Regions from separate parts of the Homo sapiens genome. Here region 1 is linked to region 2. Evidence: chromatin contacts called from ENCODE Hi-C data. All regions are on one chromosome and are shown on one strand. Each heading gives the region's core, a stretch centred on a gene start or an enhancer-like site at or near the end of the contact. The rest is flanking DNA. Distances are from core to core; before and after follow the strand shown. Region 1 holds the start of MIPOL1 (mirror-image polydactyly 1). Region 2 holds the start of PAX9 (paired box 9).

Region 1 (3,421 bases), core at 250-2,749, 540 kb before region 2:
CAGCATGAGAATAACAAACTGCTACATAACTTGAATAAATCTCACAAATAAAATATTGAGCAAAAATCAGAAACTAAGGACTAAATACCATATTACTCCATTTATATAAAGTAAATAATAGGTGAAATTCATTGATAATGTTGGAAGTCCAGATAATGATTACCTTTGGAACCATGAAGTGGGGCTTCCGGGATGCAATAATGCTCTTTCCTGATCTAGATACTGGATACATGGGTATTTACACTTTGTGAAAATTCACCGAGCTGTACACTTACGATTCATGCACTTTTCTGTATGTCTTTATACTTTAAATATTAACGCAATAAAAATATCTCTATAAACTCTACTCCTTTGAAGGAAAATTGTATACATCTCCCATTCATTTTGCTGATTGCCATCATTACCTCCCATCAATGACATGTCTTGATTCCTATTCCTCACATTAAAAATTAAACTGTTTTAATTAATTTTATTGGCATACGATTGCATAGAATGATTATGTAATTGTCATTTTAGATGAACTCCATACCAGATCACAAGGAAAAACTTTGAAACGCCAATAATTTGTGATAGTATATTCAAGTTATCTGGGGAAGAAAAGAACACCTCCTTGAAATGTAGTTTTGTTTGGCCCTTTGTTTTGGCTTATTTCTATCTACTACCACTGTGATTTAACCTGCATAAAATGCTCAAAGGAGCTTTTCCAAACGCGTGTGTTTGTGGAAAGTTGTTCCTTTCTACCATCCTTGTCTAATAATGCGGCTGTCTTGTTCCCTCCATCCATAGAGCTTAAAATGCTTCCCAAACGTTGCACCAGGTCCAGGGACATTGTGAATCAAAAAAGAAAAAAAAAAATTCTAACAGTATCTTTTTACAGCATGGCTTAGCGCGCTTAAAGAAGCCCCTCATTCTTCGCCCACACTTCCACGTGTGAGAAATGAAATATAAAACGACTCTCTCATGGGCACAGAGTCGATCAGAGGTTGAGCGAGGACTGGAACCTTCTGACTAACCGCGACTTAAGGGGAAAAAAACAAAAAAAATACACCCTTGAATAAATGCTCAGCTGCTCAGGTCCAGTATTAGGAAACTGGAGACAATACCAAAACCATACCCAGAAAGAGCTGTCTGCCACCTGAGGACCCCACGACACTGACCTTCGAGAGAGCCCCATCACTCCCGGCCACGCGGGGTCAGCATTCACTAAGTACAGATTCCGCGGGGCCCCTTCTCCTTCTCCAAGGAAAAGTCTGCGGCCGAAAACTCCAGGGCTGATCTGTGCCCACCACTATCATTCTCCGTCGCCCAAACCTCCCTGCCCAACCGTTTACCTGAGATGCGCCTGGCATAGACCGGGGAGTCGACACTGCGCGCTTGCCGAGTTTCTCAGGCCGAGTGCGCAGCCACCGCGTCAGCCAATCGCCACTGGCTCAGAGCCTCCTGGCTCGAGACTCACCCACAGACGATCCGGCGGAGGAGCGGGGCGGCGCGTGGGGCCTACGGGGCGGCGGCGCGCCGCAGGGGAGAGCGCAAGCGGCGAGCACCGGGCATGCGCGTGCCGCGCTGCCGGGCCGCGAGGCGGGGCCTCCAGGAGAAAGAGAGAGCTTGGGAAGAAGGCCCGGGAGGAGTTTGGAGAGAAAGTAGTCGAACTTAGTCTGCTGCGGTGGTTGCCCTAACGGGATGCTTATGGTTGTCGAATCCAAGACGACGAGCGCAGAACGCTCTTTCTCTTCTGAAAGAGCAAAACGTTGTCTGGACAAAACCTAATAGGATTAGAAGAGGGAGAACGCGGAACTAAAAACGGTGTCTTGTGGCCTCATACTTGGCCTCGTCGAGTTTTCCCAAGACCTGTCGAAATTGTGCTTTCCTTCTTTGTGTGTGGTTTGGGATGAGAGGTGGGAGGGACGTGTTTCGAAGCGGCGGTCAAGTGAAAATGGCACCAGATCGGGCTCCGGTTGAGTGAGCAAAAGTACTATCTAGATCCTGGCCAAAGAACGTTTCACACTAAAACCTTGGAGCTGGTGACTTTTTTTTTTTTTTTTTTTTTTGACTGAAGTGCTGGATGAGATTACGATATGTGAATCCTCTAAGAAAAAATGTTAAACCTTACAGAATTTAAAAATGTCCAAAGTTTTCAATTGGCCTACCTCCGTGAACTAAGAATGGTATAATTAACTGCTAGTAATTTAAATTTGGGTTTTTTGTTCCATAGTTCAGAATTGGTTTTATAAATGTCACTTTAACTCCTGTTACTCATGATTCCTTCAGACACCAAATACTTAGTGACCACATACCATGTGCCAGGTACTCTTCTGGGTGCTGAGTAATAAGCAATAATATTTTTTAATACACCCCAGAGAATAGGCATAATATGAGGTGCTGACGGGTTCCTAAATTTGTGGTTAAAGTTAATGAAAGGAACTTATCCTTTAGTAAGTGTACAAAAGAGAGTTTAAAAAACTGAAAAAGGCCGGGCGCGGTGGCTTACGCCTGTAGTCCCAACACTTTGGAAGGCTGAGGCAGTGGGATCGCTTGAGCCCAGGAGTTCGAGACCAGCCTGGACAACATGGCGAGACCTTGACTTTATTAAAAATCAAAAAAATTAGCTGGGCATGATGGTGCATACCCGTAGTCCCAGCTACTAGGGAGGATGAGGTGGGAGAATCGCTTGAGCCCCAGAGGTGGAGACTGAAATAAGCTACGATGGCTGGCGCCACTGCACCCCAGCCTGGGGGACAGAGCATGACGCTGTGAAAACTAACAAAATGGAAAAGTTGGACGTAGATTAACTTGGAACAACAGAGGTTATAATATTCACCAAATTTTCGTTATGTATGCTGTAATGAACAGTGTTCTCAAGAAGTTTGTTACAGATTCAGCTTTGAAATGCTTTTTTCTTTTTTGCTTTACTTCAGTCAGGATTTGAATCATATTTATGAACATAAAGTACCATAAAAATCTATGAGACAAAAACAAAGAGTGTACAGTTTATCAGAGCAAATACTCCAATCAGGAAGTATATAGCTTGTGCAAAGGCTTAGGGCCAAATCAAATTATGTGTAAAACAAAGGAAAAAGTTGATTTTCCTGGCTAGGAAATAATAAATAAAACAGGATAGTGACTACCACAATGAGAACATTCAAACCATGTAATGAATTAGTAGAATAAATTTAGAGAAAAATTATAATATTTTTCATTGAGTAAAGTTCATTTCCTCCTTTTTTTAAAGCCCATTATCTGGGTGCTTACAGTCTCTGGCATAAAGAGAAACCTCATATTTTCTTTCCTTTTAGTAAGCTGATTTTCTCTCTCTCTCTCTCTGTTTTATGCAGTGAGTTCAAACATTAGGACTAATTCTCCCTATTCTTTTTCCTTTTTCCCTAACATACCTGAAGTAACTCATTAATGTTCTTTCCCTAAA
Region 2 (3,620 bases), core at 719-3,218:
AGGCTGCCTCGGCGCGAGAGGCGGGGGAGGGTGGAAAATGCGAACCATGTGTTGGGGATGGGGGGATGTTATGGGTCTGGTAGTTTGAGATGAGGCAGAAGACTGTGTGTGGCAAGGAAACCAGGGGCATGAGTTTCAAGTTAATGAGATCAGAACACCCCCTAGGAAGACTCCTTACGTTTCCAAAGGAAAAAGCCTCAGGTGGTGGGAAAGACAGTGTCCCTGAGGCTGCAGATACTGGGACCTCCGCGAGAGTGCGGGGGCAGACGCTGCACATCCACACGCCCAGCCTCTGAGCCCCTACCTTGGTCGGTGATGGAGCGGATGCCCAGGATGTCGGTGACGGAGTGCGAGGAGGGCCAGGTGCGCGGCATGGCCACCGAACCGGGGATGGCAGGCACCCCGGGTGGCGTGGGCACCTTGGCGGCCGCCGCCGTGATAGGGCTGGGGTACGAGTAGATGTGGTTGTAGGGCAGCGCTGGCTGCGGCGTCGGCTGGTGCTGCTTGTATGAGTCGTAATGACCCTGCTGGGCCAAGTTGCCGATCTTGTTGCGCAGAATGCGGCTGATGGAGCTCACGGAGGGCACATTGTACTTGTCGCACACGCCGTCCGCCAGCAGGCGGTCCCGGATCTCCCAGGCGAAGATGCCGGGGTCTCTCTGCTTGTAGGTCCGGATGTGTTTCACCACGGTGGGGGTAGTGACCCGGGGCTTGCTGCCCCCGATGGCTCCTGGCAAGATCGAGCCCGTCTCGTTGTATCGCGCCAGGATCTTGCTGACGCAGCCGTGCGAGACCCGTAGCTGGCGGCTGATGTCACACGGTCGGATGCCCAGTTGGGCCAGTTCCACGATGCGAAGCCGGATGGCGTTGGGCAGCGGCCTCCCGTTCACGAACACTCCTCCCAGCTGGTTCACCTCCCCGAAGGCTGGCTCTGCAAAATGAACACACAGCGCGCAGGGACGCGCACCCGCTGCTTGGGACAGCTGCCTGCCACTGGGCCTCCCTACGCATCCGGGGACTGGGCGAACGCACCCGTCCCCTACTAACTACTGGGGCTGTCCCCAAACCATATGGTCCCTGAACATAGCCGAACGGCCCCAAACCGTCACTGTCCAATCGGACCCCCTCCCTCATTCCTGCCGTGCCGGAGGCCCCTACGGCCAAGTAAAGTGGTGAGATGCCGGGCCTCTCCGAGCGTTCAAAAGTCTCCCGAAGCAGGGGGAGAAATCGGTCTTGACGCCTGAACGTGCTCCTTCTCGCCTGCTCCTCACTAAAGTCCTTGAGCCGCTCCCTCTCTCCACCCATCCCATCCCCAGCGTTCCTTCTGGAGACCCGGCCAGTTAAACAAAGTCTAGGGGAAGCTAGAGGGTGTTTTATTTGTTGTTGTTTGTTTTCTTTTCTTTTCTTTTCCTGTTTTGTTTGCATGTGTGCGCGCGTGTGAAACAAAACTTGGTTTGCTACTCGGGCTGAGGGGCTCGCTGATGCCACAGCTCCCTTCTCTTAAAATCAGAAAATGGCATCAACAGCCACCCAGTAGCCAGCGTTCACATTGAACTGCTGTGCGCCGCTGACCCTTAGCGTGTTCCTACAACTTGTAGGAACACGAGCAAAGTCAATAGAGAATGTGAGCGCCTAGTGGCGCGCGCCCTCGCGCTCCCTCCCTCCCTCCCTCCCTTGCCCGCTCGCTCCCTCCCTCCCTTCCCGGCTCTGACAGAGTCCCCCGCCGCCACTCACCCATTGCTCCGAGCAGTACACCAACCCGGCCCCAGTTCCGCACTCCCAGACAGAAACTTTCCGCACCGCCTCAGTGGCCCGGCCTGTTGCTATCCCGGCCGACCGCCGGCGCCTCCGCTTCTTCCCAGGAGGAGGAGGCGAGAGGGCAAAAGGAAGAAGTAAAAGGAAGTCTGTGCCCCGATGAAAGAGGCTTGAGTTCTGCATTTCAATCTAAGCAGCAACGTGGGCTGGGCTGAGCAGGGCAGGGCGGCTCCGTCTATCACTCACTGGGGACACGCCCTAAAAGGGGCGGGTCCGAGGGCAAGCTGCATGGTGATTGGTGCGGGTCGGTGAGCGACAGCGCAGTCCAGGAAACTCCTTCCGCTGTCTCTTTCAGGCTAGCTCCCCACCTGGGTGACTAAATACAATGAAAATGGGTGTTTGACATCTTCCCAGAAGCGGCACAAAAAGACAGCAAAATCAGGCTGGTAAAATGCTGAATAAACAAATGAAAGCGTTTGGTCTGAATGTGAATGACTCGAAGGGAGAAGGGGCCCGAGGAGACCTCCTCCGGGGAACGATGGACATCTCAGAATTGAAGTTAAGGCTATAGGTGGGAGGCGGGCGCCACCGTGCACAGGGGTGAGGGAGTTGTCTTAGCAAAATCTGTCATGCGGGCCTCTGGGGACTGTCAGGAGAGGATCTGTGTCACCTGCCGATTCTACCTCACTTCAGTCCATGCCAGGTGGCGAGAGCGCAGGTGTGAGAAGATAGGCCGGCCAAAGAAACCAGGAGGTTGCGGGGAGCCCGAGCCACAGGTGGGGGCCACTGTTAAGGCCAGGGAGGTTCCTCCTACCGCCAGCTTCCTGCGGCGACCCCCCAGTCCAGGTGGACCGGCCAACCACTAGCCACACAGGCTCGAGGCACGGGCCACGCCGTGTGCGGGGAACTGAACCACAGGCGGCTAACGCTAGCGCACAGCCCCAAGTCGACCAATTGCCAGTGCGTGGGGCACTCACTACGGAGCCCAAGGCTCTGCCACATTCAGCCACTGTCCTGGGCCCCTGGCCCTCGGTGGCAGCGTTTGTGAGGGTTCTCCAAACCAGCGAGCCCTCTCGAAAGAGTTTTGTTTAAATATGAAAGAGACTTAGTCCCAAGACAGTGGACACCGACGCTGCACATGGATGTAATTCCCTCGTCTTCCATTAAGCTCCAGAGGCCCTGTCGTTCTGCCTACTTCTGAATTTTCACTTTTATTCACTGTAAGTCTAATCTAAAGTGTACCGTATGCTTTTTTGCAGCCAAAGTTATTAATATTTGCAGTTAGGGTTGTGGAGAATGTGAATCAAAATAATAAACAAGAAGAGAAATATTTTCGTGAATTTGGGAGTTTGTACTGCTTGGGGTCGTGAACTCTGTTACTGCTACTTGACAATCCAGAAGGCTCCTTGTGCACACAGGATTCAGGCTGCTTCCCCAACAGTCCCCAGGGATGTGTGTGGCTGCGGTCTACACCCAGAGAAGCTGACTGGTCCCAGATCTCAGGTCAGTAAGTTGCAAGAACCCAGGAAAAAACTATGATCAGCCATGCTTCTGCAAAGGAACAGATCTCCAGATTCCCACTTCTATGGTTAGGATGCACTCTAAATTCAAAATTACCTAACAGAATGGAGGATGTGAAAGGTAAAGATGAACTAAAACACCACTCTTTAGAATCGGAATCTTGGGGGAAATCCCACAACTAGACATACTTGAACTTGTCCCTTTTTGTTGGTTGGTTTCAAATGTTTAAAATCTTCTTGAAGTTTGACTTGATAGCAATTTCAGCCTGGTCTGACCTCCAATACCTGTTGGGTGACATCGTGTGGCACCGCCTGGCATTTTTACACAAGGAGAGCCTTCGGAAA

Evidence for each region. Hi-C counts contacts between places; a loop is a spot of excess contacts on that map. Pooled maps may share reads with other maps.
Region 1: a loop to region 2 is called in a map of PC-3, with 8 times the contacts of the local background. The contact joins the promoter of MIPOL1 here to the promoter of PAX9 in region 2. A Hi-C loop is called at or near these places in 3 of 168 maps with a recorded cell type or tissue (PC-3, aorta and endothelial cell of umbilical vein) and 7 of 50 pooled maps.

What each region holds. Positions count from the first base shown.
Region 1 is chr14:37,196,015-37,199,435 of GRCh38, reverse strand. It overlaps MIPOL1 (mirror-image polydactyly 1), which reads right to left and starts at 1,499. Exons shown (of 13, transcript NM_001388067.1): 1 at 1,332-1,499.
Region 2 is chr14:36,660,208-36,663,827 of GRCh38, reverse strand. PAX9 (paired box 9) reads right to left here and starts at 1,968. Exons shown (of 4, transcript NM_001372076.1): 1 at 1,735-1,968; 2 at 305-931. The coding sequence starts at 1,738. RefSeq lists enhancers at 1-478, 479-988, 989-1,500, a cis regulatory region at 2,265-2,777 and a promoter at 2,037-3,234.